Linked DNA regions of Homo sapiens: all the other regions are linked to region 2. A link is a contact called in ENCODE Hi-C or POLR2A ChIA-PET data. All regions are on one chromosome and are shown on one strand. Each heading gives the region's core, a stretch centred on a gene start or an enhancer-like site at or near the end of the contact. The rest is flanking DNA. Distances are from core to core; before and after follow the strand shown.

The links. A loop is a pair of places that touch in the nucleus more often than their neighbours do. ChIA-PET counts read pairs that join two places held with the same protein, here RNA polymerase II (POLR2A). Pooled maps may share reads with other maps.
Region 1: a loop to region 2 is called in a pooled map, with 6 times the contacts of the local background. The contact joins the enhancer-like site here to the promoter of PRDM11 in region 2. A Hi-C loop is called at or near these places in 1 of 37 single-sample maps with no recorded cell type and 9 of 50 pooled maps. POLR2A ChIA-PET finds 5 or more read pairs at or near these places in 2 of 52 experiments (GM10248 and OCI-LY7).
Region 3: a map of naive thymus-derived CD4-positive, alpha-beta T cell shows a loop between it and region 2 (25-fold over the local background). The contact joins the enhancer-like site here to the promoter of PRDM11 in region 2. A Hi-C loop is called at or near these places in 1 of 168 maps with a recorded cell type or tissue (naive thymus-derived CD4-positive, alpha-beta T cell). POLR2A ChIA-PET finds 5 or more read pairs at or near these places in 2 of 52 experiments (AG04450 and T-cell).

Annotation. Positions count from the first base shown.
Region 1 is chr11:44,860,420-44,864,872 of GRCh38, reverse strand. TSPAN18 (tetraspanin 18) reads right to left here. Exons shown (of 10, transcript NM_130783.5): 3 at 4,404-4,453. Among named protein-coding and RNA genes, the nearest start is that of TP53I11, 88 kb to the left of the region's middle. RefSeq lists enhancers at 1,970-2,019, 2,120-2,747, 2,748-3,375. Within about 2 kb of position 2,457, at least 12 of the 41 ENCODE cell types and tissues checked have a DNase peak (open chromatin) inside an H3K27ac peak, as active enhancers do.
Region 2 is chr11:45,145,192-45,149,445 of GRCh38, reverse strand. It overlaps PRDM11 (PR/SET domain 11), which reads right to left and starts at 2,807. Exons shown (of 8, transcript NM_001384648.1): 1 at 2,569-2,807. It overlaps LOC105376652 (a long non-coding RNA gene), which reads left to right and starts at 2,663. Exons shown (of 6, transcript XR_931241.3): 1 at 2,663-4,254. RefSeq lists silencers at 2,057-2,246, 2,327-2,406.
Region 3 is chr11:44,745,491-44,749,688 of GRCh38, reverse strand. All of the region lies in intron 1 of TSPAN18 (tetraspanin 18), which reads right to left. Among named protein-coding and RNA genes, the nearest start is that of TSPAN18-AS1, 11 kb to the right of the region's middle. RefSeq lists an enhancer at 1-310. Within about 2 kb of position 2,546, at least 6 of the 41 ENCODE cell types and tissues checked have a DNase peak (open chromatin) inside an H3K27ac peak, as active enhancers do.

The sequences.
Region 1 (4,453 bases), core at 1,208-3,707, 280 kb after region 2:
ACACAGGGGCAGACTGGACCCCCAGCACCTTCCATGTACAGGCTTGGCGTCCTCCAGAAATAATCAAAACCCTTTGCAGTTCAGGATCCAAAGAAGCATCAAAGGGGGGTGAAAAATGAAACAGGACCTTGCCATTGGCACCCAGGGCAAGCCCATCTTCCCCGTGAAACACTTAGTTTTCCTGATGCTGAACTGGGACTTGGCAATCCACCCCATAAGGTCCATGTGCAACACTGGACCAGTCCATTTTAGTGGATGCTCTGGCATTTCACCCAGGCCTTAGGCCCAAGATGGCAAGGGAGGGTTGAACAAAGCTTCGGGTGCCATGGGAAGCTGGGGTGGGATTTTCCCCAAGGCCTCAGCCTGAAGACCTGAGCTGCCGAGAGCAGGGACCCTGAGCATCCTATCCAATAGGACCCCACGTGCCTCTCAGAGGCCCAGGCACACAGTAAGTGCTCAATGAAGTGTTGGTGAATGAATGAATAAATGTGATTCTGGGTAAGGCAGCCCCAACCCCAACACTTTTCGGAGATGGGAGGGGTGTGACACCCCACCCCATCACCAAGTTTTTTTTTTTTTTTTTTTTGAGACGGAGTCTCACTCAGTCACCCAGGCTGGAGTGCAGTGGTGCGGTCTTGGCTCACTGCAACCTCTGCCTTCCAGGTTCAAGCAATTCTCCCACCTCAGCCTCCCAAGTAGCTGGGACTACAGGCGAATGCCACCACACCCGGCTAATTTTTGTATTTTTAGTAGAGACGGGGTTTCACTATGTTGGCCAGGCTGCTCTCGAACTCCTGACCTTGAGATCCGCCCGCCTCAGCCTCCCAAAATGCTGGGATTATAGGCATGAACCACCGTGCCCGGTCCCCATCACCAAGTTTTTTGGGACATGGACCAACAGGCACCTATACACTGAAGACTCCCACAGAGTTATATTAATATGATTGAAATATAAATAATAACAACACCAAATAGCATCAGTACTACACTGAATGCTGATCCCTGGCAGGTGCTCTGTTAAGCACTTTCTGTCATTCAAGTATTTCCTTCCATCTTCACACAGTCTTACGAGAAGTGACTATTACTATCTCTAACTTACTTATAAGAATACTGAGGCTGTACTGCTAGCAGAGCTCAGATCCGAACCCAGGTCTGACATGGAATACAATGTTTCAAGCGGAAGGAGCTTGACAAACTATAGGCCAGGAGGCTAAGGACATCAGTAGTGCAGCAGGGACCCAAGTCTCCCAACTTCCAGCCCAGGGTATGCCACTAGGGCAGCTGCTTGCAATGCTCTAAGTGAAAATGAGCCCTAAGCTCTGTAAAGTATCTCAGGAATGAGAGGATTAAGAACTCTTGGTCTTTGTGCAGCACCATCTCTTTGAAAGGGCCCTCCAAAACTCCCCTTCCCAGGGAAGAAGAGGACAAAAGGAAAAGGGAGGCGCTACTAAACTCCGTACCCAAGCTGTAGTTGAAAGCAGCCTTGAAGACAAGATGGCCCCAGGCCCAGCACGGCCAAGCCTGGAGGCCTGCGGGAAAGAAGGCTAACCGAGTTCATCTGGCTTCCTGCCTGGCACAGTCTTTCAAGCCTCAGGGTCCCACTGCCAGGCCTTTGCTCTCACTGTGTCTTCCTCCCGAATGTCCTTTCTAACGTCCGAAACTGGCCTATATCTAGGCACAGCTCACAGGCCTTGCATCCCCTGATTTTACACCACCACTGTGCAGCAGTAACATCTCCTTCTGGCCTCTGAACCCCCAAGCCTTCCTTTATATTTCAGCTCTGGACCCTCCCATTCTTTACCTTGGATGTCTTGACTTTGATCGTCTCCCTTAAAAATCTGGCCTCTGAGGTGCCTGTTGAGTGCATCTGAATGAATGACGAATGCCTGGGAAGTGGAGCTTGTATGATTCGTTTTATTAACAGGTGCACACTCCAGGAGCAGGTCTGCATACAGATCTCTCTAACAGCTGCCCTTCCTCCTCCCCAGGGCCATGACAAGTGGCACCTTACACCCTAAGTCCTAAAGGCTGAGAACCAAGTCATTCTGCTATTTCTGCTGCATCAGGCACAGGTGGGGGCTTTACAAAATGCTGTGGAAAGTAACTGACCGACATATCTACCAAGCCAGCCCAGTTATGGTTTAGCACTGTCTGAGACATCAGGCGAGGGGTTGGGGGCAAGACACCCAGAGGAGGGTCCTGCCCTCAGGAGATCTCCCAGAGGAGAGGTCAGGGAACCCTGAGGACAGGGACCTTTGGGCTTTGCTCACCCTCAATCCCCAGCATTTAAACAGCTCCTGGCACATGATAGGCACTCAACAGCCATTGGCTGAATAAATGAATTAACACTCATTGACCCAGAGGTGCTGAGCTCACCATATAAGGCAGGGTGGTGCTGAGCGCTGAGCTGGCTGCATGGTGAGTCAGAGCTTTGGAGCCCACAGGCGAGACACAGAGCGAGAGAGACTGGGGGAGGGCCAGGAGGTTTGTGGTTGACCAAAACCAAGCAAGGGGCAGCTGCCTGGGAGGCAGCATCACAAGCTGTGGTTTTCGGTATTTTTTCTGCAGAGGAATATTTGCTCAAATGAAATCACACATCGCACCCTAAATGTAGGACAGAGCTGCCGCGGCGGAGGGCAGCAGGGCTGCCAGGCTGGCCTGGCCACGTGTACCCTCGTGCCCCCAGAGACGGAGCTTCCACTCAACCAGTGCCCGTCCCCCTCTGCTCCCCTGTCCCTCTAAGGGGCTTCAGATAAGCAAGGCTGCGGTTGGTCTTCTGGGAAGGGGCCCATTTAGCGCAAAAAACCCTAAAGAGGCTCAAGAAACTCCCCTCAGCCATGAAGGAGTGGAGGTGGGGGGAAAAAGGAACAGGCCTTCCCGGCGAGTGGAGGTCTACTCAAGGCAGCCAGGCGCTGGGGTGGCTGAAATAGTGGGGCGGCCATCAGAGAGTGCAGGGACTCTTTATGAGAAAGACCTTCTGGAACAATCTTTTTGGAACGTGAAGTACCACTCTCAGATCCATCAGAGGCATGGGGGCTGTGTGTGTGTGTGTGTGTGTGTGTGTGTGTGTGTGTGTGTGAAATTTGGGCTTTCAGATACTAGATTCACTAAAAATGAGGCACTTAGAGAGAGGCCAACCCTGGTACCATAAATCACAGGAAGAATCCCAACTGGGACACATGCGACCACCTGGGTGCTTCATCGCCCCCGACTCCCAACATGACACCAGTAGGGAGAATCTGCTGCTTTGTCTGCCCAGCATTCCTTTCTCCTTTTTCTAAAAATAATGCTTGGATTTTCCCTTGCAAGTCCATCCCCTCTCATGCATTCAGGCTGACTTCCCCAACCCACGACACCTACCGACCTCACCACACCACCCCCAACCACCGACCCCCCGCCCAGCACCGACCGCCCCCACCCCAGCACCGACCAGTCCCCACAGCCCCGACCACCTCCCTCAGCACCACCCGCACCCCACCAACCCCCGCACCGACTGCCCCCCGACCAACTGACCCAGTCTGGCCAATCAGCATATCTTATCCTCCAGGTTTCAGTGATTGGGCAGAGGTGTCATGTGACCCAAGACCATCCAATAAGCCTTGACTTTGGGATTTTTGTTGGACCGCCTGGGAAAAAGAAGCTCTCCTTCCATTGGATTTGAAATGAGCAAGGCGTCAGTCTGGATCTGCAGGTGCCTGCCCTGCGGCCACATGGAGAGTGGCTACCGAGGACTGAAGCTCACAAGGAGGGAGGCAGAGGACACGGATGTGGTGAGATACGGTCCTAACAGCATCATTTGAGCCCTGGATTCAGCCCTGCCTGCCTTGAAACCAATAAATAGGCCCCAAATATATTATTTGGAATATATATATTTGGAATATATATTATTAGAAACCAATATATTAGAAACCAATTTTAAAAAGCTAATAAATGGCCTGTCTTGCTTAATCCAGTTTGAGTGTTGGCTCCCAAATGATGCAGCATCTGACCTCAGTTCAGCCTTTGCCCTCTCACCACCCACTGCAGCCAACCTTTACTTCTGACCCACCACTGGTTCTTGCTTACCTGGGCAACAGTTCCACCCTTCCCCAGTTGAGCTTGAGGGGCATGGGCCAGCAACCTGGTGGGCTAGCCTGCACCTCAGCCTTCTCAGCTGTCTGGCCCCTCCGAGGGTTATCTTCTTGGCTAATCTAGTGAGACCCCAGCAACCTTGGCTCAGATCCACTCACACTATCTGCACCCCTTACTATCCTGCCCACGGACCTTTGGTGTGATGGGAGAGACAGACACTGATGCATGAAAGAGAATGACAGGTGCCCTGCTGATGGTTACCCTTAGCAACAACAACAGCAACAACAAAAGTAGCAGAAATCCCCTTGCTGAATGAGCCTAACCTCTGTTACCTGGAGAGCCAGCGTTGAGATGTCTGCAAAAGGATTATGCTCGCGTCTCC
Region 2 (4,254 bases), core at 1,558-4,057:
TTAGATGACAACAGCTCAAGGATTTGAGGAGGAAAGGCCAGCCTATGTAGGAGAGATCGGGGTATGGAGTTCAGAGAGATCTAGGAGAGGATAGAAGATGAGGTCAAGGGCAGGGGCCAGATCATTCGGTAGCTTTTAGGTCACTACACCAATTTGGTTCTTTATCCCCAACACACTGGAAAGACTTCTAGGTGTTTAAAGCAGGAAATGGGATGCCTGATATGATCCTATTTGGAATGGATCACTCTGACTGCCATGAGGGGGTGACTGCAGGTAGACATTAGGAGGCTCTTGCTGTTGTCCTGGGGAGAGACAGCGATGGCTTGACTACAACACTGGGGAAGAGGGGATGGAGAGAAGTGGATGGGTTCATTTGAGAGGATAAAGTTATCTGGGTCTGGAGATGGAGTAGATTGGGGTGACAGAGACAGAGACACCAAGGCTTCTGCCTTAAAGAGTAGTGGGACAGTGTGCTCTTGGCCAAGATCAGAGCCCTAGAAGAGGTTTAGAGAGGAAGATTATGGACACCTTTGGCCACTGTGGGTTTGTCATGCCTATGAGACAGCCAAGAGAGCAGGCCAAGAAGGCAGCTGAATCCACAGGCAGGACTCCCGACTCCTACCCCAGTGTTCTTTACTTTATACTTGCCAACAACCTGGAACCAGGGAAACTCCCTGTAAGTCCAGGAGAGGGCAGATCCAAATAGGAGAAATCCTACTTGACACCAAGGAGAAGAAATTGATGGAACACATCAACCCAAGAAGTCTAGACGACAGAACTGTAACTCAGGTCAAATGAGTCCATAAGTGCAGAGGTGATGGCTATCATGACCAATCTAGGACTCCTAGGACAACTGAGGGGAGTCCCTCATCTTTGTGAACGTCACCAGGGAAGGAAACGAGACCCTGCCACCAGCTGTTCCTTGGGGCCCTGTCAGTTTGAGACTGGATGGACCACGGTGGGGTCTGTGGGGGCAATTCTGATATTCCCAGGTCAGTACCTTCTGCCGTGATTCTGGGGGAGAACACTTCTTAAACAGTATGCCAGGCCCTGGAACAGGCATTTCATCTTTGCTATCTCATTTAATTTCACAACTTCCTTGCCGGGCAGGTTTTGTTGGACTCAGGGATGGAGACACAAGGCTCAGAGAGGCCAAAGACAACGATGTGAAGTCCAAAGTCAGACAGTGACTATGAGGAGGAGGTAGAATTCAAAGAGAGAAAGCCTTTCCATTAAACTGAATACAGCAAGAGGTCTGGGCTCTATTCCCAGAAGGGAAGGTTTCTACACGTGCCCTATAGAACTCTGCTTGTCCACCTTTCAGAGAGTCGGCGGGCAAAGACTGTGCCCTGCTCCCCAACTACGACCCTACACCTCCAACAATGACCCTAGGAAAGCCCGAACCTTCCTCCCTCCCAAGAGGAAATGTGGGCAAGGACCAGCTTGGTTGCTACAGGCATCATGCTCCACAGAAAATTCTTCTGTCCCCAAACCCCCAAAGTTTATAGGGTTTCCAGGTACCAAGAGCAATCTCTCATCATTGCCTCCTGGCCCCACGCACAAAGGGCTGGGTGTGTTTCCTTACAGCCACTCTAAATTATACAGCACAGCCTTTCTCCACACGAAGCAAACGTCTAGGAAAGAGGAGACGTTTCACATTTTTCTCCCCTAAATCCCAGCCCAGCCTGGGGGGTTCTAAGCCCCCATCTCCCAACTGGGCTCTAGACACACACCAGCAATTTTTCACCAGCATCGCCCAAGACATTGGTATTCTCTTTGCAGCGACTCGCCTAGAGCACGCTGGCCTTGACCGGAGAGAGGTCATTGGCCGCTAAGTTTCTGCAGTTTCTGCATAGGAGAGTACCTTGGGGACTGCGAGTGGGGGGTGGAGGCTACGCTCCGGAGAGGTTTCCCGAAGAGTCTACACCGCAACTGACACTTAAAACGCATTCCAGAAATGCCCTCCGGCTCGGCCACGCTTCGCGGGCAATCGCGAACCGCGATGGAGAAGGCTTCGTCGCATCCCAAAGGACGCCTCCCACCTTCATCCCCGAGCACCCCGCAGCAGCCCCCGGCGCGGGGCCGAGGGCGTCCGCGAGAACTAGGCCGGCGGCCGCGGCGAGCCCTCTGGCGTCGGCGTCCGCGCCCCGCCCCGTCCGTGTCACCGCGTTCTCATTCCGAGCGCTCGGCCCGGGCCGCCACTCCCATTGGTCGGCGGCCACGTCCGTCAGCGGGCGCGCCGCTTGCGGAGAGAAAAGGCTACATTGTAACAAGGCGAGGAGCGAGCGAGCTGGGAGGAAGGAGGCGGAGGGCGGCCCCCGGCTCCCGCGGCGGCGGCAGCTACCTGCCGAGGGTTCACCCACCTCGCGGCCACGGCGGGCCGCCCCCCACCCCGCGCCGGCGCCGTCCGGACCCCCGCCCCGCGCCCGCGCCGAGACCCCCGGCCGCCCCCGCCCCCAGCCGCCGCTCCCGGCCCCCGCACCGGCGGCCCCCGCGCTCGCTGGCAAACTGCCGAGCGCTCTCCGAAGCCATTTTCAATGGCCACATTGGCTACCGGGGCTGACTCACCTTCCCGGGAATGCTGCGGCAGCCGCGGGGCCCGGGCGGCGAGAGCGGCCCGGCGGGCGGCTCGGCGGAGGCGGCGCGGCCTCGGCTGGCGGCCCCCGCGGAGGGAGCGGCCGCGCTGCGGGCGCGCTGGTCCCCGGCGAGGCAAAGTTTCAGCGCCAGCCTCGGCGCGGCGGCGGCGGCGACTCGCTGCTGCTCTCCTCCCCTGCTTTGACCACCATCTTATTAGTACAGGAAATGACATGGAAAACGGAAGAAAGCGGCGTTTGGGGCAGACGCGGACCCCCCAATTCAGGGGCCGGAGCCGGGACTCACCAGCCGCGTCCCGACCCGGCCCCGGAGAAAACTCCCGGGGCCCCTTAGGCCCGCGCCCTGCCCGGAGGGGGGAACCCGGCTCTCCAAACCCAAAGGGAGAGGGAGCGTTTTATAATCCAGCCCGTGGAGAAATCGAGAAAAAAATAGATGAAAAAAAGAAAAGGTTAAGAGAGAACTTTCGAACTGGGATACTTTTTTGGGGTCAGAAGTAAAAGTTCTCAAATTTTAATAAAGTCATTGTGAGGGGGGCTCCCTGGCTCTCCCGGTCGCGTGGCTGTCCATTTGGAACCAAATAGTCGGGGGGAGTCGACGCGTTTGGATTTTTAACCCTTTCAGGGCTCCGCGGCTGGCCCCCTCCCGGTCCCATTTAACCCTTTGAATGCTCAGCAGTTTGGAGATACAAACTGAAGTTGCGAGACGCAGGCGTCCCGCGAAGGCTGAGGGTGAGGGGCTTGGGGTTCGTTAAAAATATTAACTCTTTATGTGGGGTTGCGGTTTTGTAGTCACGAATCGCACATGTTCTTCAAGTCAAAATATGTTACAGAGGGAGAGAGATTCTGAGAACTGGAGGGGCTGGTCCCTGGCTGGCTTGGAAAAGATGTTTAAGCGGCATTCACTTGCTCGATTCCTCAGTTTCTCCATCTGTGAAATGGGATTCGACATCACAGAGAGGGGGTGAAGAGGGAAAGACTGGGCCGGGGGTGGAATTGTCACAGAGTGCTTGAGTGCTTGACATGCTTTCCTGAGCGCCTGGAAAACTGACAGGTTGCGATGGGGCTGGAAGCCTTGGAGGAGGGCAAGGGACACTGCAGGGTGGCGTAACCAGGACAACCATTCCCCAATCAACCCCTTTCTCGTGGCGTCCTCTACAAGTCCTGTGGCCCAATGGCGACGTCTCTCCTACCAAGGGAGGATGCTCTGTGCAAGCTCCAAAATTGGGGCAGTAAACCCCAGTTGGTGATTCCCAGGAAGGCACCTGGGCGAGGCGCTGTCCAGTGCTTTCCCCAAACATCCACGAAGCCCTGCAAGAGTTGCCCAGACGGCCCCCAGAGGGTACTACCCCAGGGAAGCCTCCTCCCAAGGCGGAAGGAGTTCCGTGTCAACCTTGCTGCTGGCGATCCGCAGATGGGCGTTCATGGTCAGATGGGCGTTCATGGTCAGATGGGGGTGCTCATGGCTTTTGGAATCTGGATGTGGAGCTGGAGGCGGTGGGGGTGATGAGGGAGGGAGCACTGTGGGTACCACATCATTTGTTTCCCTTGACTCTGGCGTCACAAACACAGCTTCTTGGAATCTCATGCCTGTTACTGGCTGTGTGATCTGGAGCAACTGGCTTCACCTCTCTGAGCCTTTATTTCCCACATCTGCAAAGTG
Region 3 (4,198 bases), core at 1,297-3,796, 400 kb after region 2:
CTCCAGCCTGGGCAACAGAGTGAGACTCCAACTCAAAAAAAAAAAAAAAAAAAAAAGAAAGTTCCACGTTCTGTGGCTACAAGTAAAGTTGAATACCACTGCAGTAAATCATCCTTCATTCATTCCACTTTAGTGCTTGAAGTGCAATCCCCAAGACACTCTGGTGGCCAAATGGGATTTATACAAAGGCATCATGATGACCCTTGTGCAATGTCACTTGGGAATGAATCCTTCTAACTCCAGGGTGGGGCCCTGTATGCCAGGTAGCAAGCCCACATGCCTAGCAAAAAAGTTTGCCAAGGCAAATCAGAAAACCACAAAAAGAGCTGACATATGGAAGCACTCACATTGTCCCAGGCAGTTTACCTCCCTCATGCCTCCCAGCAATCTTGAGCAACAGGTTTTAGTTTTCTCTCCATTTCGCAAATGGGGAACCTGAGCATCAGAGGATAAGAGACTCGCTCAAGGCTCATAATAAATTAATAGCAGAGCAAGATTAAAACTCAAGCCTTTCATCTTGAAATCCTGTGTCTTTCCACTCCACCTTGACATAGGGCCACTCAAGACTGCAGGGTGTGGTGGTCAAAAGCTTAGCTCAAGAACCAGAGCACCCAGGTGCAGATCCAGCTCTGCCAGACATGCAGTATGATGCTGGGCCAGGTACTTACCTAGCCTCACCATGCACCAGTCTTATCATCCCAAAAATGGGAATGGATCCACACTTAACCTGTAGGGTTGTTGCAAGGATTCAACAGGGCGGTACACACAATGTGGTACGCTCTCAATACATTCTAGCTCTCTGTCCCTGGAAGTGGGTGGGAGGAGGGATACACACCAAAAGGAAGTGGATCCTTCTGGTGGATGTGGTGCAGGAAACGCAAAATCTTTGTCTTGATTTCCGCCGCCCCTCCCCCATTCACAGTGGCAACTTGACCGCTGCCTCTGTTTCCCTAAGTCATCTCTGCTGGTGCATGAGGAGGAAATGAGAAGAATAAAAGTGCGGTGCTATGACACTGTGGCTTCTCTAAAGTGAAGAGTAAATCACGATCTTGAACTTTCCATTTTCTCCTGACTTGTGTTAATTTCTAGCTTGAAATCAAGCAATGTCTCCTCAGTACCAGGAAAAGGCTAAAATACTGATATAATTCCAGGTTGGCACACGGTCTGCCTAATGAGATCCAGTCCACTCACTGGCAGAGTCATGGAATTTAAGATGTAGTAAGAATCTTATCTCAGATCATCTGAAATACTGTGGAAGAAAGTGATGGTCTCTTTTTTTTTTTTTTCTTTTGAGAAAGGGTCTCACTCTGTCACCCAGGCTGGAGTGCAGTGGTGCAATCTCAACTCATTGCAACCGCCGCCTCTGGGGTTCAGGAAATTCTTGTGCCTCAGCCTCCCAAGTAGCTGGGATTACAGGCGTGCCCAGCTAATTTCTGTATTTTTAGTAAAGATGGTGTTTCACCATGTTGGCCAGGCTGGCTTCGAACTCCTGGCCTCAAGTGATCTGTCTGCCTTGGCCTCTCAAAGTGCTGAGATTACAGGTGTGAGCCACCATGCCCGGCCAGAAAATGATGATCTCTCTAAACATAAACCAGTGGTTTGTCTCTTTTGAGAGAAAGGAAACCAGGGCCCAGAGAGGCTGAGTGACTCGGCCCATATCACACAGCCACAGAGCTGGCTAGTAAGAGACAGAGAGAGAACCGAAGTCTTCTGACCCTGCAGCTCTGCTGCAGGTGAGGGAGGGAACTGGGGGGATGAGAGACAGGGAGAGAAGTTTGAGTGTGAGAATGACCACACATACGTGTTTGTGTGTGTGTGTAGTGGAAACAGTGTGAGCCTTTGAGGTAGAAGGAAAAGTATTTGGGCCACTGGAAGTTCCACCTGCACTTTGAGTGTGGAAAGATGAGAGTGAGCAAGTGTGAAGGTAGCGTGTGAGTGTGCATGAGGAGATGAGTGCAGGAGTGAGGAAATCTGAGTGCTGAGAGAGAGACGGGAGGGGGGAGGAGAAACATTTGGGCCATTTTCAAATTCCCACAGTAGAATAAATCAAAACAGATTGTTCTGAGACACAGGCAATTTCAAACCACATCCTTTATACCAAAGTCGACCCAAATGGCTTCCCCTGATGCTGCCTCATAACCAGTCGTAATGGCAACCGTCATATTCACGATCATATTTAAGATTCCTGAGCAGCTCAGTACAAACCAGGCTCAGTACAAACAGTCCCTCCTCATAGCAGCCCTAAGAGGCCTCTATGATTCACGCCCATTTTCCAGATAAGCCTACTGAGTCTTAGAGGAGGGAAGTCCCTTGGTCCCCACATCTCCCTGCCCAAGGGATATCTGGGATTAAATAAAAAGTCGAGAAGGCAGCTGAGATCCAAGCAACGAGCTCCTTGCTGAAGTTCTGTGCCCCAGAGAGCTGCCTCTTTTAGGCAGGGCTGCTCCTGGCTGCTGCAGGCAGGATGGAGAAAAGATGCCAGGGAGCTGGCATGTTCCTAGGTGCCAGCTGCCCCACAAGGCAAAGCAGATGCTCGCCTGTGAGAGGGCCTGGCGCTGTGACCAGCAGAATTAGCTGCTGGGAGCTGCAGCCACCACCTCGCCTGGGCCTCTAGCCCTGACCAGTCAGAGAAAGGCCCCGTTTTTCAATGCCAGCTGGCTGGGGACACAGGGCTGGGCCAGCGAGGAGGGAACCGCCAGGGCCCCAAGAATGGGTTTCCCACATCTCACCCTGACATGAGCAATGGGAAGGCTGGGTCCAGGCGACTACTCCCTAAGAACTGAGTCTCCCTTCCTGATAGGCACAAGGGGTAGCACCAGGCAAGCAGTGGGGGAAGTGGGCAAATGAAGCTCTGCTGAGCATCTCTGCTGCCCAGGCACACCGTGTATTTTCTAATCATAATCTTGTCCTAACCCCAAAATAATTATTTTTTGAGAGAGGGTCTCATTCTGTTGCCCAGGCTGGAGTGCAGTAGTACAATCATAGCTCACTGCAGCTTCTAACTCCTCGGCTCAAGCAATCCTCTCGCCTCAGCCTCCCAAGTAGCTGGGACTACAGGCATGCACCACCATCTGCAGCTAATTTTTATTTTTTTATTTTTTGTAGAGAGGGCCCCCGATGTTGTCCAGGCTGCTCTTGAACTCCTGGCCTCAAACAATCCTTCTGCCTCACCTCTCAAAGTGTTAGGATTACAGGCATGAGCTACTGCTTCTTGGCAAAACAATATTTTGGTGTGGGTACTACACTCCTTGCTTTACAAGTGGGTAAATTGAGGCTCAGAGAAGCTGAATAACTCACCCCAAATCACCAAGATAGTAAATTTAGGTGGAGTCAGGATTGAACCCCAGCATGACCAGGAGACGTCTGTTCCCTTCTAACTCACCCAACACTCATCTGCAAAGACTCCCTGACAGAGGCTGGGAGTCCCAGAGAGAAGCATTTGTCTTGGGTCTCATACTCAAACCCCAACAGGAACTCTGAACCAAAACAGAAGAGAGCAACGTGCCCCACCCACGGGGGGCAGCTGCTGCTTATCCCCAGCCCATATTTGCCACCAGACCATGCCATGTGTCAAGGAAACCAGAAATCTGGAGTTTTATGCACCTTCTCTCACTTTTTCAACTGATTAGAATCAGCTTTGCTGTTTTTTGTTCTTTGTTTTTGAGATGGACTCTCGCTCTGTCGCCCAGGCTGGAGTGCAGTGGCACGATCTGGGCTCACTGCAAGCTCTGCCTCCCGGGTTCAGGCCATTCTCCTGCCTCAGCCTCCCAAGTAGCTGGGACTACAGGCGCCTGCAACCACGCCCGGCTAATTTTTTGTATTTTTAGTAGAGACGGGGTTTCACCGTGTTAGCCAGGAGGGTCTCGATCTCCTGACCTCGTGATCCACCCGCCTCGGCCTCCCAAAGTGCTGGGATTACAGGCGTGAGCCACCGCGCCCAGCCATGTTTTTTGTTTTTTAATAGAATTTTTTTCGTTGAAGTATAACAGAGAGGGAACAGTACACAGATCTGAAGTGTACTGCTCAATGAATATTCACAAACTGAGCATACCTATGTTCCCACCAGCCAGGATGAGAAGATGAACACACCAGCACCCAGAAGTACCTCGTGCCCCTTCTGGACACCCCCCAACTCATGCCCAAAGGTCATCACTGTTGTGACTTTGACTCCCTTAGATTCTCTTGCTGACTTTGAACT